Regions from separate parts of the Homo sapiens genome. Here region 1 is linked to region 2. The links are chromatin loops, found by intact Hi-C in ENCODE. Cell type or tissue: mesothelial cell of epicardium. All regions are shown on one strand. Links, peaks and the distances in the headings refer to the core of each region. The heading gives the core; the rest is flanking DNA. Region 1 has its middle 40 kb from the start of SMIM38. Region 2 overlaps LOC105369368 (a long non-coding RNA gene).

Evidence for each region. A loop is a pair of places that touch in the nucleus more often than their neighbours do. Peaks named below come from ENCODE experiments on the same cell type or tissue, not always from the same donor. Only the 100,000 strongest peaks of a DNase experiment are listed, where the experiment ranks them.
Region 1: it touches region 2 in a loop (30-fold over the local background); 1 of 110 quality-filtered maps calls a loop at or near these places.

What each region holds. Positions count from the first base shown.
Region 1 is chr11:69,191,732-69,200,334 of GRCh38, forward strand. No RefSeq gene overlaps it. Among named protein-coding and RNA genes, the nearest start is that of SMIM38, 40 kb to the left of the region's middle. RefSeq lists an enhancer at 4,473-5,097. In mesothelial cell of epicardium, for the core only: no CTCF peak of the experiment used is centred there; a DNase peak (open chromatin) is centred at 4,320.
Region 2 is chr11:69,248,741-69,257,065 of GRCh38, forward strand. It overlaps LOC105369368 (a long non-coding RNA gene), which reads left to right. Exons shown (of 3, transcript XR_001748070.1): 2 at 1,063-1,228; 3 at 2,027-2,432. Among named protein-coding and RNA genes, the nearest start is that of MYEOV, 41 kb to the right of the region's middle. In mesothelial cell of epicardium, for the core only: no CTCF peak of the experiment used is centred there; no DNase peak of the experiment used is centred there.

The DNA of each region.
Region 1 (8,603 bases), core at 2,228-7,227, 57 kb before region 2:
TTGTTGCCGAGACTGGAGTGCAATGGCATGATCTCGGCTAGCTGCAACCTCCGCGTCCTGGGTTCAAGCAATTCTCCTGTCTCAGCCTCCCGAGTAGCTGGGATTACAGGCATGCGCTATCACGGCTGGCTAATTTTGTATTTCTAGTAGAGACGGGGTTTCTCCATGTTGGTCAGGCTGGTCTCAAACTCCTGATCTCAAGTGATCCTCCCACCTCGGCCTCCCAAAGTGCTGGGATTACAGGCATGAGCCACCATGCCCAGCCCACACTGCACTTTAGTGGCAAACTGGGATGAGGATGGGCATCCTGTTTCTCTACCTCTCAACAGTGTCTGAGCCTTGGGTGCAGCCTTGCAGGTGAAACCCTGGGCTGAGAGTAGAGGCTGTAGCGCCCTTGACCTTGAGTGCAGGTGACATTTCCAAGCTGTCTTTAATTTGCCTTGAAATCAGGCACAAATCCTTTGCAAAACAGGAAACTCTCTCTTTGGGACTGACATGAAATAGTATTGCTATTGAATTAAAGAGTTAGAGCTGTCTCAAAGGAGTGGCATATTGAAATAGCCGGTGGGGTCAGCCCAGCCTGGCTAAGCCTTTGATAGCACAGCTGATAATAGACCCCGGCCTATAAATACCGGGAATCAATCACGGGCTGGAGCTGCTGACAGCCTGCATGTTCACATATCATGGCAGATGGGCGGGAGGCAGGGGCGGCGATTTGTCTTGCCTTTCAGATGGATTTCCTGTTTTCTAGGGAGTGGGAAAGGACCCATCTGGTAATCAGATCGTGGCCAAGATCACCTCCTCTGGGTCACTGGCCCCTGCTCCATGTGTCCCCTCGGCCACGTGGCCCCAGCATTGCGGCGGTCAGGCGGCCGGGCCTCTGAAAATGAGAGCCACACCAGGAGGCCTCTCGCCCCGTGGAAGCTTCCGGAGGCTGGGGAGGCGGGGACTCCTGCCTTTCATCTTCCTTTCTGCTTCTTTTCTTGGCACCTGGCTTTGCTCATAGGCATTTCGTTATTATTTTTTTCTTCAAAGGCTCGTCTCAACTTGCACATGTATGTGCAAACTTCCACAAACACATGCACATGTGTGTGTGCACACATGGGGTCCACAGCCTCCTTTGCAGGCCCTCCTGGGCTTCCCTGTCAACCCACAGCTCCTCCTAGATGCGTCCTGATGCCTTAGCCAGGTAGAGTTCTCTGTAATATTATTTGTTCTGATCATTGCATTTTCACTGCTCCTGACTCTCAGTTTACAACATAGCCCAAGGCCAGCTACGGCTCTGAGCCACCTTTTTGTCTTGGGCAAGGTGTCCCAGAGCTGAAGGGTCCACACTCTCCTTGGCTCCGCCAGGAGTCTCTGTCCCTCCTCCCCTCTTACTTCCCCCAATCCCCAGGCATTCACAGAGTGGGTCCTTTGTGTGAGACCTTGGGCTGGTGGACACATGGGGCTCTTTCTTCCTGAGGAGCTGGTCGGGGGATGCGTCTATCCTGATCATATCTCAGGTGTCTTCTCTCCCCTGGCTCATGAAATCTCCTGTCTCCCAAATTATGTCCAGACAGGGGTGGTAGCAGGCATCTCTCTCTTCCAGCCCAGAGGCCCACCCACCAGCCAAATGGGGCATTTAATTGGAAAGGGAGGCTGGCAGGCTGCCTGGAAATCCTGCAGAAAGGATCGGAGTGGCCTGCTTTGAAAACTTTGCCACATACCTTCCCCGCAGATTTCTGTTTCAAATATTTGAAGGGGTTCTTGGGACCATTTGAGAATTACACCCGGAGCCATGCAATGACAGATCCCTCCAAACCCTGGTGGGGCCTGTGTGGTGGTGCCGCCCAATCACTTGGTATAAATGGGAAACGGAGGCAGATCAGAGGTGGAGAAAGAATTGAATTCAATTTGGTTCAGCACTCCAAATGTTGGTTGAAGGCTCTTTCTGTGAGAGACACACAAAATACTTACCTGAAAGCCCCTCCCCGCCAAATCCTGAAGTCACAGCTTCCTTAGGGACTTCAGCCAGAACTCTCCCCAATATTTCAGTCCTGCTGGATGATTCCTGAGCCTGCAGATTCCTGTTGGTGTGAGTCAGCAGGGTGGAGGGATGGGTGAAGGAAGGAGTGAGGGTCGGTGAGGGAGATTCATCCTAGAGGCCTCATGGGTTTATCTGCCAAGCAGATAAAGCCCCTCCTTTCAGAGCCAAAATCAGGGTTCATCAGGGCTGGAGTGAGGCCATGGAAGGCAGGATCAGCTGTGTGTGCAAGACAGACTGAGAGCAAGAGAAGAACTGGGGTGTGGAGGGGTGGCTGGGGGCAGCTGTCAGAAGGTCCAGGCCCTGAAGCCCCGGGTGGTCAGCTGCTCCTCTTCACAGAGACCACGGTGCTGGCATCTCATCATCAGGGGGCATGTGGCCAGTGGAAGCCATGCAACTTGGTAACCATGGGTGAGTAGCTGGACCTCCTCTAGCCCTGGTTTCTTCCTTGGCAGAGCAGGAATGACCAGAGTTGCTTTGCCAGGTACCTTGAGATGAAATGAGGTGTGAGGGCAGAGGGCCGCCCTGTGCTGCTCAGAGCTGGTCCATCAGTCCACAGGCTGTTTCCAGGGCCATATTCCAGCTCTGGCCTTTTTGAGTCATGGTGCTCTAGGAAAGTTTCTAAGCCTAGAGCCCCATGGGATACTAATGGGATAGTAACAGTCCTACCTCACAGGGCTGGGGCATGAAATTGGTTAATCCATATAGATAACCTGGAATAGTCCCTGACTGGTACACAAAGGGGGTTAAATTGAACTGGTGCTGTGATGGTGGTGGTGGTAGTGATAATGATGATGATGGTATGAGGAGAATGGTGGTGTTGATGGTGATAGTGTTGATGGTGGTGATAATGATGGTGGTAAACGTGGTGATGATGATGATGATGGTCATGATGATGATGATGATGGTGATGGTGATGGTGATGATGGTAGTGGTGGCAGTGGTGATGATGATGGTGATACTGGTGATGGTGATGGTGGTGATGGTGATGATGATGGTGGTGGCCAGTGGTGATGATGATGGTGATACTGGTGATGGTGATGGTGGTGATGGTGATGATGATTATGGTAGGCGGCAGTGGTGGTGATGACAGTGATACTGGTGATGGTGATGATGGTGATGATGATGGTGATACTGGTGATGGTGATGGTGATGGTGATGATGATGATGATGATGGTGGTGGCAGTGGTGGTGATGATGGCGATACTGCTCATGATGATGATGGTGATGATGATCCGTGATGGTGATGATGATGCTATCGGCAGTCGTGATGATGATGGTGATGGTGATGGTGGTGATGGTGATGATGGTGATGATGATGATGGTGATGGTGGTGATGGTGATGATGGTGGTGGCAGTGGTGATGATGATGGTGATGATGATGATGATGGGGTAGTGGTGGTGGTAGTGATTGTGATGACGATGGTGATGATGATGATATGGCAATAGTGGTGATGGTGATGGTGGTGATAATGATGAATAAATCGTCATCATTTAGCACTTGTTATATGCTTAGATCTGTCCCAGCCATGGGGATACCACAATGAACAAGACAAGTATGGTTCCTGCTCTCCTGAGAATCAGTACTACTGATGGCAATAGCCAGTGGGTAAGTTAACCGACCCATGAGCAAAGTAACATTTCAGAGGGAGGAGCTGGAGAGTTGTGTGAAGTGTGGGGCAGCCCAGTAGGCTCCTTGGAGGAGGTGACATGTGGATGAAGAGACGGGGGGAGCCACCATCATGAGGGGCAGAGAATTTATATTGGCTCAGATAACTAGGACATCTGGGGTTGCATCTAGCATTGGGAACAGGCGTTAAAGATGCCCTCTCGCTCCCCCTCTCTCCTCTCTGCCTCTCCTGACTACCTTTTGACTTCCATGGTACCCCGAATCAATGCCACTCTTACGGCTTCCAAGATCCGTTGTCCCGGGCTAGTTGTGTCCCCTCCCTGGAACTCAGTGGTCCCATCTGGAAAGTGTGATGGGGAACGCTAGCCAGACACCCCTGTGGTCCCTTCCATCTCTGGGGTCCCGAGTGCCTGGCCCTGTGCTGGCGCCCTTGTTGGGCCATGGAGTAACTGACAGTAAGCAGTGGGCATGAGGAGCACTTCCTGCTTCAGGGCCTGCGGGAGGGTGAACAGTTCACTTCACAGTAGGTCTCTGTGGCTTACCTGGGATGGAGCTGGCTCCAGGAGCAATTTCCCCTGGATGAAACAATCTTTGGAATCCACCGTATATCACTCGCCATGACGTCTTCTGTTTAAACAGCGGCAGCCGGCAGAGGGTGAGCGAGGAGGCCGTGCTGGGAGGAGGGCCCATGTCCCAGCCCCCAACCCCGGCCCCGGTGGAAGGCCCCGCTATGGGGGAAAGCAGGCATATGGAACCCATTTGGGAAATTCTTTCTGCATAAACCACTTTTTCCAGGTAAGACACATGCCCATATTGACTGGGAAAGATGCAATACCTCTTACACTTTGCCGGCTACATTTTTATGGACCTTAATTAAACCCACGGTCTGCCGGGTTGGGAAATTGGACACTCTTTGTGCGGCGCCTTCTTAAGAAGTACTGTTGGCCCAGGGGAGGCCAATTATAACCTCGCGTCCTCCCCACCTCCCAGGACCTCACAGACCCTCCAAGCGCTTGGAAAATGTGCGCTCGACAGAGGGCCTTTGATTCTGCTTGCCTGGACAGCGTTAGGCCTGTTTCCAGGCCTGAGGCAAGTGGTGGTCAGGGTCCCAGGCGGCCGGCGGAGGGGCCACAGAGACCGGAGTTTTCAAACTTCATTGAGCACCAGCGCTTTCCTTTCATGCCCAATCGCATGGAGACCTCGGATAGAAACCAGATGAGCCTGCTGGGGCTGAAGGGGGAGGTTGGTGGGGGGTGCACGTGGCCCCTTGCTCACCCCCAGCTCCTGTTCGCCATGAGGTGACAGCGAGGACAGCCGCCTGGGTGTTCAGTGAGTTGTTAACGCCTGGATGGTTGTGCTCGTTATCCTGTTTAACAGGCACAGGCCAAGTGAGGTAGGTGCTGTTACCATTGCCATTTCACACCTGAGGGAACCTAGGCGCAGAGCAGCAGAGGGACGGGCCCAGGGTGGCCCGGCCGGAGCAGGAGGAGTGGTGGGGTTTGGGTCCTGGAAGCCCGTGTGCGTGGCCGCCTCTCCAGAAGGCTGCTGGGGAGCTACTGATTGGGCCCAAGCCTCTCTTTTGACGGTGCTCCGGGCTCAGTGCTGTGCCTTCCACTCCCGGTGGCCCCTGCCTGTGCGTGATCTCCACAGCACAGCCCCCTTCTTGTGTCGGGTAGTGGCCTAGGCCCCTCCTATGCTTGGGTTCATGGATCCAGCAGGCCGGGGGGGTCCTCTCACCGCTGGAGGGGCTACTCTGCCAGCCTCTCTGGTTGGGTGGAACCTGCCCTTGACTAGCATACATGGTCCGGGGCACCCCAGGACTTTTCAAGGATGCCTTTGGTTGGAGGAGAAGGTGTCTTTGCTTTGGTCCTTTTTGTGCTCTGGGCTTCCACGAATATTTCATTTTTAGGGAAGAGATTCGTTAATCAAGAAAAGTGTCCCCTGGATGAGCTTTTCCTGGGATTGGCTCTTCCTGGGATGCTCAGGTCATGGCCCCAGAAACCCCAACCTAGCCAAGGGAGCATGTTAGGAAGCCAGGCCAATGGAGGGATAATTTACATGCGGTAACATCCATCCTTTCAAGGTGTATGCTTTGGTGAATTTTGACAAATGCAAGTAGTCACAGACACCCTCGTAATCAAGATACGGAAGATTTCTATCACCTCCAAAGCTCCCTCGTGCGTCCTCCCACCCCAGCCCCCCAGTGGTGGATCCGTTTTTGGTCCTCATAGCTCTGCCTTTTCTAGAATCGCATCAATAGACCCATGCAGTTGGCAGTCTCTTCAGTGTGGCTTCTTTCACTTTGTATTATGCCTTTAACATCCAGCCATAGTTACAGGGACATCGCTGGCACCTCGCAGGCTGGGTGGCCTCAGGGAAGATGGAGCTGGGCTCACCCCGGGTACCCTGGAGCAGTCGAGCTCTCTGGCAGGTAGAGCAGGGTGGGTCCAGAAGCTTCTGCTAGTCTTTGTTTCCTCATTAACTCAGGAATGTTAATCAGTGCTGACTTCTTGGGGTTGATGGGAAATGATGGGCCATTTGGATACTTGCTCAGGGACTGTGCACAGTGGCTCATGCCTGTGATCCCAAGGTTTTGGGAGGCTGAGGTGAGAGAAGCACTTGAGGCCAAGAATTTGAGACCAGCCTGGGCAACATAGTGAGACCCCATCACTAGATATGTGCTCCTGACCTCATAGCACAGAAACCCAACCAGAAAGGATTCAATAAGTCTGGATGAGGATGGCTCCAGGGCAGCTTCATCCAAGCACTCATGACATCAGTGATCTGGGTGACTCCTCAGCTGCAAGATGGTGGCAGCTTCTTCTAGCATCACGTCCCTACGGGACAACATCCAAGTGGGAAGGGGCACTTCCCTGTGGTGTTCCCCTCTGTTAGCAAGAAACCCTTTTCCGGGAGCAGCCCCCAGTTTCAGCAGTCTTCCCTGTGCCTCACTGGTCAGGGTGTGTCCCATGCGTCATGTCTACACCAATCTCCAGCAACAGACGGGAGCTGCCAGGAGAGGGTGAAGCCTGAGCAGCCTTTGCTCTGGGCTGGAGAGGGGCTGGTGAAGCACAGAGCAGATAATGCCTGGATAAGACGGGGGCTCTCCGGGCAAGGGAAGGAGGACGTGCCCAGAGGTGGGGAACTGGCCGTCTGCTAGATGCTGTGTGTGAGTCTGATTGCAAGGAGGTTCTCTGTCTACAAAAGACCAGAACAGGAGGGAGCCATTAGGGAAGAAGGCCACCAACATGGCCGGCTGACTGTGGTTGGCCTTCCTCAGGGCTGAGGCTTAGATAGGGTGAGCCTATCTTGTAGATGTTCCTCAAAGGAGAGGACACAAATGAGCAATTTGTGACCTTTGTGTGCTTGCTGTCCATACCTTCATCCTTCCATCTCTCCATCTATCCATCCGTCTCTCCATCCCTTCCTAATCCATTCATCCCTTCATCCATCCCCTTCATCCATCCATCATCCATCAATCTCTCTATCCCTCCATTCATCCATCAATCTCTTCATCCTTCCATCCACCTATTATCCATCCACTTCTCCATCCATCCATTCATCTATCCTTTATTCATTTATCCATTTATCCATCCATCCATCTCTCTATCTCTTCATCCATCCATCCACTCATCTATCCATCTCTCCACCCCTCCATACATCCATTCATCAGTTGTCCTTCCATTAATTCGTCCATGTTTCCATCCCTCCAGCAGTCTCTCCATCCCTCCATCTCTCCATTCATGTATCATCCCTCCACCCATCATCCATCCATATCTCCATCCATCCACTCATTGATCCTCCATTTATTCATCCATCCACCCACCCATCCATCCATCCATCCATCCATCCATCCATCCATCTCCTATCTCTCCATGCATCCGTCTCTCATTTCTCCATCCCTCCATCTCACCATTGCTCTATCACTGCATCCTTCTATCCCTCCATGTCTCCATCCCTTCTTCCAAGTAACAACCAAGCACTTGCTCTGGGTGGGCCCTGTGCTGGGTCCTGGAGAGAAGGGGAGAAACTGGGCTCTGTCGTTCAGGACTTTGGCAAGGGCCCCTCACGGTTGGGGTGTGGAGGCGTGGTTTCCCTTGGGGCTTTCCCCATAGTGAGCATGTGATGCTTTCAGGGGAACACTGCCTTTTAATTTTTATCCCAAGATTCAAGCAGCACAGATCCTCTCTTGCTTCACAGCCCCTGTCCAATCCTGCCTTTCATTAACTAACTTTAGTAACTTTCCTCGCTGTGTTTAATTAAGATTCATACGAGCAAGACTTGAAGGAACACAAGCATCTCAGTGCGGCTGGGCCGGCCTTTAGTCTTGGGCTTTTTACCTCTTGCCCGTGGTGGTGCTGGCTGCAGAGGACCCCCTGAGCTGGGAGTAGAAATAACTCACCTTGGTTTTTTTCTTGCTGCCAGACTTTTAGGATGGCTCTGAAACACCAGACTAAGTCTGTGTCCAAAAGCCTCAAGCATTGGCCTGGGATTATGTAGGTGGATATCATTTGAGGACTATGGAGGCCAAATTATTTCCTTGATTGTCTAATCTCCTTGTTAACAACATTTGTGAAAAAATGAAGGGTTTTTTTTTTTTTTGTTTTTTGTTTTTTTTGGCTGCAATGGAAGTTTCAAGACTTACAAGGAAACAGCTTTTGCTGTTCCCCTCTTAGGGCCTTCCAGCCTGACAAAAGAAATCAGCAGCTTGCCCGTGGGCAATCTGGAGAGGCAGGAAGGTGGGTGAGGGAAGCATGACATCATATCAGGTGGGAATAAAAAGGCGTGTCCTGCAGTGTCCCTGTTCAAACATATTTTGGTGCTTGGATGCCCGCTTTGGAAGCTGGAAGACCCTCAGCAGGAACTGCGAAGGGCTCCAGAGACCCGGACTCAAGTTTTCAAACTTTAAAAATGAGTATGGCAAGGGAGGAGTGAGGGGTGAAGGGC
Region 2 (8,325 bases), core at 2,335-7,334:
GACCTCCACTGCCCTAGAGACCCTTGATGCTCCTCCTGTTCCTCCCTCCCTTCTAACCCCTGGCAACCATTGCTGTCTTTACTGTCTCCACGGTTTGGCCCTTTCTAGAACATCACAGAGTGGAAACCATGCGGTGGGGAGCCTTTTCAGATTGGCTTCTTTCTCGGCTCACAGGAAGAAATGATGAATTGGGGATCAGACACCTGAGAGTTGGGATTTTTTTTTTAATTACATGCCTTTTTGAAAAACTGGACTTTGTATTTATAAGCTAGGATCTGTGATACAGAAGGAACCATCGGGATGGGGAATCCAGAATGTTGAGTCAAACCCCACCGTGGTCCACCTTGACCTTCTGTCTCCTCATCAGTAAAATGAATGGGTTGCATTCCTCTTAGTGCTAACTCTACCTAAGACTTTGATGGAGAGGAATTCTCCAACCTGTCCCTGTACCTCGTGATAGTGTTGATTTCACTTCACACTCCTCCATGTCTTGTTGCAGCTTGCCGGCTCATTTCTTCTTATTCCTGAATAACGTGGGAGTCTTCTCTACAGATCCTCCCAGGTGGTTCCACGGGGGAGCTGAGTGGAGCTTCTGTGATCTAGTGACCTAGTCCCCAGCATGGAGTGCTCGGAAGTGCCCTCCTTGAACATGTAAACATCCCACCAAGTTGCCTCCCTTCTCTTGCTATTTTGATGTAGCTTTCTTTTCAATGGTCTTATTTCTGGGTCTAGCCCCCAGACACACTTTCCACCCCATGTCCTAACCTACACTCTGCAGCACATCGCACCTGTGCAGGGTGATCGGTGATTGCAGGCCTGGGTCCACGTCTCTGCTCTGCTTCTTGCTGGCCACGAGGCTGCGTGCTCCTTACTGGCCCCTGCGTGCTCATCTGTACAGTGTGCAGGAGCAGGAGCATCTGCCGGCAGACTTCTTGTGAGATTCTAGTTCTGAGGCCTCCAGACGGCGTGGGTGCACCGCCTGAGTCCTGCTGCATTCTGTCTGCTGCAGACCCAAGCCTGGTTCCTGCGTGGGGTCCCTCACGGGTGGTGTGTGTTTCACAGGGCAGCAGGGAGCCAAGGGGCTGGGGCTGCCCGTGGGGAGTGTGTGAATCAAAGGAGCAGACCGCAGCTGGAGCCACCTCGCCTGGATTCCTGAACGCAGACTCTTGACAGACCGATTGTGTAACGGCATTCCTCCCAAGGAAACACGCCTGCCCCCTCCAAGAAGGTGCGAGAGCTTCCCAGACACAGAAAGGGCCCTGCTGGGTAAATCAGTTCTTCATTATTCCGTTCCCGAGGCTCTCCTATTGGCCAAGTGCCCGGCACCAGCAGACGTCTGCCCGCACGGGGTCGGTCCGCATGGGGTCGGTCCGCACGCAGCTGACGCTGAGGCTCAGGTAGTCTCTTTGGTCCCACTAAGCGGAGGATGCATTCAAAAGGATGCAAATTTCCATCCATTTCCTGTCCCCCCTGCCTGGGATAAGGGGCCTGTTGTGGCTGTGCAAGCTGGCTTTCTGGTATCTAAATACTTCTCTGGTGAGGACACACCTGTTCACATCTGCCTGCACACCACAGGCAAGCTGGCTTTCTGGTATCTAAATACTCCTCTGGTGAGGACACACCTGTTCATATCCTGCCTGCACACCACAGGCAAGCTGGCTTTCTGGTATCTAAATACTTCTCTGGTGAGGACACACCTGTTCACGTCCTGCCTGCACACCACAGGTGGGGTTTATTGTGTGGGGCTGGGATTTGGCCAGCCGACTTCTGGAACTCATTGTTTATCTCTCCATCACTGCAACAAATAACCCCCAGACCCGGAAATGCCACCTTCGACTAAGGCCTCAGTGTGGGGTCATCAAAAATGGCAAGCTGGCCAGCCCCGAGGTGGGTGAGGACCAGTGCAGGCCTTGTCCTCTTGGAGTCAGGTAGGGCTGCTACTGGCAGGTGGCATGAGGTCTCTACCGCCTCCGAATGACCCCGCACCCCTTCTCCTTTCCTTTCTGCCCCTCCCTTTTTCATTCAGGATGGAGGCAGAAGAGGTGCTGAGTCTGGAACCCATGGCTGCTGCGGACGAGGAGCTGGGTGATGCTTGCCTGGGCACCGTATCGCTCTCATCCTGTTTTCTCGCCTGTGAAATGGGAATGGCGCTCATGCTTCTCTGTGGGATGCTGGGAAAGGAACATGAGGGCGTCCATGGAAGTGTTTGAGGCATGCCTGCTCCAGGGGGAAGCTCCAGAAATGACACCTATGATCTCCCAGCTGTGTTCCCTTTAAGTTAACAAACACTCGTCTGGTCTGGGGCTGGGGTACAGCGATGAGGATGACCTGGTCCGAGCCCCAGGAATGTGGGCCGTAGGAAGGGCATGGGCATGAAAGACGTGCTCAGGGGACCCCTTCCAGGTGTCACCAAAGAGCCCTGGGTTGTGGTGTCGGCGGGAGCAGGGCAGGTGGGAGGCGGTGGGGGTGGGCAAGGTCTCGGACGCCAGATGCCTGGGTTCACAGCCCAGGCCTGCCTGTTACCAGCTGTGTGATTTCACCTTTCTGAACCTCAGCTTCCCCAAATGTGAAATGGAGTCGATGCTGATAGCAGCTTCTCCTGGGGTTGTTGTGAGGCTGAAACGAGTATTTGCACAATACACAAATACTTGATGCCTGGCAAAAGGTATCTAAGTGTGTTAAATATGTAGCTGTGTCTACACATCAGGGGGCCAACCTCACTGTGCTGAGAGGCAAAAATGGAGAAAAAAGGGAGGTTGCCAAGATTTTGCTCCTGGTGGCCCCAGGCTTTGGAGTTTCAGAGACGGGTGAGAGAGGGAGTCGGGGCAGTCAGGACCCTGGTGTGAGTAGCATGCTTCGTAAAAGTGACTGGGAGAAACCTTGGGACGTCCTTGTCTAAACTAGACTCCTGGCCTGCGGAGAGCCACGCCCCACCTCCCTCAGTCCCTACCATTCGCTATCTTTCTGGGCTGCCTGTACATCCTGCTGCAGCCTTCCGAGGGCCACCCGGCAGGGAAACCGGAGCTGCAGGCAGGAGGCACAGGCCGTTTCATCCACCCGGGGATGGGAGCGAGTTACAGGTGTGGCCATTGTTCCTGAGCACAGGTGGGGATAATGCATGCTGACAGCCCAAGGATGGGCCCCTGGCAGCCTCCATCGGCCTGGCCCGAGCCCCAGGGCAGCCCTCATGGGCACCCAAATTACAAAACGTCCTGTGAACTCTCCCCACGGTCCCGGCCTCTTCATGTGCTTCCAACGCCGGCGGCTTGGACACACCTGGGAGCAGCCACGGCCCATTCACGAAGCACTTTGGTGAAGGTCACCAACTGCAGGGACAGAGCGGGTATTGTCAAGGACGCCAGCCTAGCCTTTGTGCCCCGCCGTCTGCCCCGACCACAGGAATTCCTCACACTCACCCTCATTCACACCAGGAGGGTGCCCACTGCCACTGGGGGCGGCCTCCCTCCCTCCCTCCCCATGCTATTTTCAGGCAGGAGGCTGGAGCCTCGGCCAAAGGAACCTCACCCACGATTTTCCAAAACCTGATTGCCGTGGCTGTGTCTGTGATGGGCACAGACCCAGGGGCCGGGCCTGCCAAGACTCTCCCCGTGTGAATACCTGCACAGGGCACCTCCTGTGGGAACCGGGAGTCACACAGAGCCTGGCATTTGTCCCCAGCCTGTCTTGTGACATTAGGTAGATCAAAGCCCCATTGTAAAAAGTCATGTTGCCTCTGTTCATCTGCTTGGAGCCTGTGTCCTAGGACGGCCCTTCCCTCGGCTCTGGCTCGGGGAGGGAGCTGACCGCCAACACATCTGCTCCCATTTGGGTCCTAGTGTTCCTCCTGGAAGGAGCCCCACCGAAAGTGAAATTGCCTTTCATGGGTCTGAGGCTGGGGCACACCCTGAGAAAGAATGAGAAAGCATGGGGCAGCGCAGCTCCTCTCCAAAGTCTTCAGAGGAACAAGTTCCTACTTGGCTCTACTACGGAACAGCAAGAAGGCAGAGAAAAATGTCACTGATGCCAAAATCCTGGAGGCTTCCTGAATCGGCGATGAGGGGTGGGGAGTTGGCAGAGGCTGGGGTGGGGGCAGCCTCTGTCCAGCAGCCCCTTGGGGCATGGCAGGGAAGGAGGTGATGGAAGGAGGTGAGAAGACACGAGGCTTTGACAATCCTGAATTGTGAGTGGTGGGGCGAGGTCAGATCCTTCCAGAGGGACAGCTTCCCCTTGACTCCCAAGCCTGACCGTTGTGTGTCAAATGAGGGGCAGTCAAATTGCTCAACCACCTGAGTGGTAGGTAACTTGTGAGCTGGAGGGATCTTTACCCACCTTACAGTCCTTAGGTAGTCCATTGGTATGGGCTGCCTGGAGCATGTCTGAGATGGGAGGAAAATGTGCCAAGATGGATTAGTAATGTCTGGATGGCTGCCAGTCTCTTAGTGATGGTGTGTGTGTCATGTGTTTGCCATCTCTGGTATGTTAGTCAGGATAAGCTAGGTTTTGCTGCCATAACAAATAAATCTCCAAACCTCAATTGCTTATTGCTGTGAGAACTTATTTTCTCTCACTCAAATCCCAAAGTGAAGGGGGTGACTTGTTAGGACAGCTGTGCTCTACATAGTGATTCAGGGATCCAGCCTGTTTGCATCTCATGTGCTAATGGAGGGTCACATGGTGCTTCTCATGGCCTCAGCCTGGAAGTGACACACACGTCTCTTTTTACTTTTCATCATCCAGAACTGCTTCTGTGCAATCTGATCCCTGACTCCCTCAGAAGGCAGCAGGGGTCCAGGAGGGAAGAAAGTGGGATGGGTCTGTGGGGCAAAGAACATTATCTCTACCACACTCAGACCCATCCTCTTTGTTATAGAGGATTGGGTTTCTATAACTCAATAGGGATGTGGGATGTGGTTTCTAGACAAGAAAGTGACTTGAACAAAGTCAACAAGGGGTGTTGGCACCGTTGGGACCAGCCTAACTACCATGTAGGCATTTTTTTTGATGTACCATAGTGCCAAATTGTCTAAGTCATTTTTTCAATCTATCTCTCATCTTTCTTGTGAATTTTGTCATCCCCAGAGGTGATTTCTCTTACTGGAAAGTCTAGTGGAGGGACCATGTCCCTTGGCGGACTCTGCCAATGGGTGCCCTTCTTAGAAGCACCGTGTCCTCTTTGCTGGGGTAAAGCCATTCAGTACTGGATGACTTGATGAAGGTAAACCATAGCTGCCCAGGGTCCTGGACACATGAGGCCTGCTCTTGATTAATCTATATCCCTTATTCCCCAAAGAGAATGGCAAAATCCTGGAGCTATGCTCATGTTTGAGTTCTGTATTGGACAGGACCATTTTGGGTGCAATTGGCTTGTGCATTTGTGTACTTGAAAAGCTCAGGGATTTCAGCTTCAGGAATGGCTGGATTCAGAAGCTCAAATGATATCAGAACTCGATCTCACTTTCTCCATTTCCCGTTTCTGTCTTCCTCTGAGAAGGCTTTAATCCCTGGATCCACTTTGATTGGTGAGACTGGGGTCGTATGCCCAACCCTAAACCAGCTACCATGGCCAGGGGAATAAGAAACACTGATTGACCAACCTGGATCTTGCAAACCTCCTTTGCCCCTCTTGATCCTCCTGGTCTGAAAAAGGCTTGCACTGGAATGGGGCCCTGATGCACAAGACACGGTGCCCCACTTTGCTCTCACCTGTTGCTAGTGATACACGTTCCAGGGCTTCTGTGCTGGAGAGGTAGAAGATCATACTGCAGAAGTCCAGTGGGAGGAGGTGCTCACTCTGCCCAGGAAATGGATCATCAGGGAAGGCTTCCTGGAGGAGATATGTTTACCAGACAGCCAAAGGGGAATGAGGAGGGCATAGCAGCAGTGGAAACAGCAGGGGCAAAGGCAGGAGGGCAAAAAGACCACCCTAACCAGAGGACTCTGGTTGCTCAGTGTGATGGTGACTTGTTGGGGTGGAGGGGAGGGTAGCAGGGGGAGGGACATACAGGACCCAGGGCTGGTGAGGCTGTCTGGGGCCTGTTCTGACCATGCCTTGAGATTGGGTGAGCTGGGTGGGAACCCTGAGGAGCAAAAGCAAACTTAAATTCCAAGGGGAGAAGAATGGGATGTGGGCTAGTGTAGACCTCAGATGGCTGAGCAGAGAGTAGGTGATGGGCATTTCTTAATTGTGACCCTGGGGCAGAGATGGATCTGGTGCCCAAAGAGGCTGGTCAGGCCAGGAAGCTCCTTGAAAGTCGGCCAGAGGAGCTAGGGTGTATCCTCCCCAAATGAAGACCCACTGAAGGGTTTCAAGCATGTGGGACTGTTTTCTGTGTGGACATATCATTGAGGCTGCTGTGGTGTATGGTATGGGTTGGAGGAGGCAAGGCCAGCCGGAGAGAGGTAAGGGGCTAGTGCTAATGGCCGACTTCATGTTCACTAAGTGCATATTAGGCTCAGAACTAGGAGCTGGGTTTGGTAGATCTGGGAGCTGGGGCACAGCGAGGGATGAAGGGAGGGTGGAGGGTTAGAAGAGTCACTAACCCCCAGCTTTGAGAATTTCAGCCACTCCGTCCGCAGACAAGATGCATGAAGGAAGCAGACAAGGCATGAGGTTTCACAAATGCTCTGCACTAATATGCCCGCCTTACAGTCATAGCCTGGTTACTCTTTCTTTATATAAAATTATAACGGATATTCTAAACTTCTTTTCCTACTCTATAGTAAATTAGGAGCTCATACATTGGAAATGGTGTGTGTGTGTGTGTGTGTGTGTATGAGAGAGAGAGAGATTCAGGGGGTGCGAGAGAAGGGAGCAATAAAGGCAGCAGCTGAGATGGAGATAAAGTTCTCCTAAAGACATCCCATGAACTCATAAAGCTCGGCATTTTGGGCCACTGGTGTAAAGGTGATAGTTTTCTATAACTCAGTCCTACAGAAGAACATCCCATTAGAAGATGGGAACATTAGCAAGTGTTGGTAGTTGCTCCATCTGGCCACTTCAAGGCAAGCAAGTCTTCTTGGCTTTGCCCAGAGTATCCACGATGCTGGCACATCCTGGTGATTGCCAAGTGGGTGAATGGGTGAATGGATGCACGTTCCAATGACACCTGCGTTCTTTGAGCAATTGATCCTGTGGGGGAAACTGACATCCCAGAAGATCTGTCGGGCTGCTGCCTGCCCCCAACCCCAATGCAGTGCCCTCGATAAGGAAAGTGAGCTCCATGGCTTCTGTTTAGGAAGATGGGGAAGCTGCAATGCAATGAGGAAAAAAAAATCCCACCCCAAACGGGTTTGCATTTTAGGAAGTGTTTTGTTGTCCCTGCCAAGTGACAGTGTGGACTCAGGGTGGGGGAGGACTCTAGACTTGGCAAACCAGGTGTATTAGTCTGTTCTCACACTGCTATAAAGATACTACCTGAGACTGGATAATTTATGAAGAAAAGAGGTTTAATTGACTCACAGTTCCCCATGGCTGGGGAGGCCTCAGGAAACTTACAATCATGGCAGAAGGTGAAGGGGAGGCAAGGCACATCTTCACAAGGCGGCAGGAGAGAGAGCGCGAGGAAGGAAGTGCCACATTTTTAAATCATCAGATCTCATGAGAACTTACTCAATATCATGAGAACAACATGGGGGAAATTGCCCCCATAATCCAATCACCTCCTACCAGGTTCCTTCCTAACACATGGGAATTATAATTCAAGATGAGATTTGGGTGGGGACACAGCCAAACCATATCACCAGGGGACAAGGAGTGGTTCAGAGCAAAGCTGTCATCGCAGCTTGGGTGGCCGTAGGAGATGGAAATACCCCACTCTGCTTAAGCCTCTCTGATGCCAGGCACCCTGTGACTGCAGCCAACCCACTTCTTAATCCCTGGGAACTGTGAATACATGACCTTACATGGCAAAAGGGACTTTGCAGTTGTGATAAAGTGAAGGATCTTGACACGGGAGAGGACCCTGGGTTGGGAGGGTGGCCCTCCCTTATGAGAGGGAGGAAGGGGGAGTTGGAGCCAGAGGAGATGTGCAGATGGGAGCAGGGCTTGGAGAGCTGTACTTTGAAGAACGAGGGAGAGGGCCACCAGTGCAGAGGGAGGGAGGGGCCACCAGCGCAGAGGGAGGGAGAGGCCACCAGCACAGGGATTTGGGTGACCTCTAAAAGCAGAAAAGACAAGACAAGAATTCTCCTTGAGGGCCTCCAGAAGGAACATGACTCCATTGAGGACTTCTGACCTCCAGGATTCTGGGATCAATAAATGTGTGCTGTTTAGAAGCTGCTAAGTATGTGGTCATTTATTACAGCAGCAATTGGAAACAAGTATAC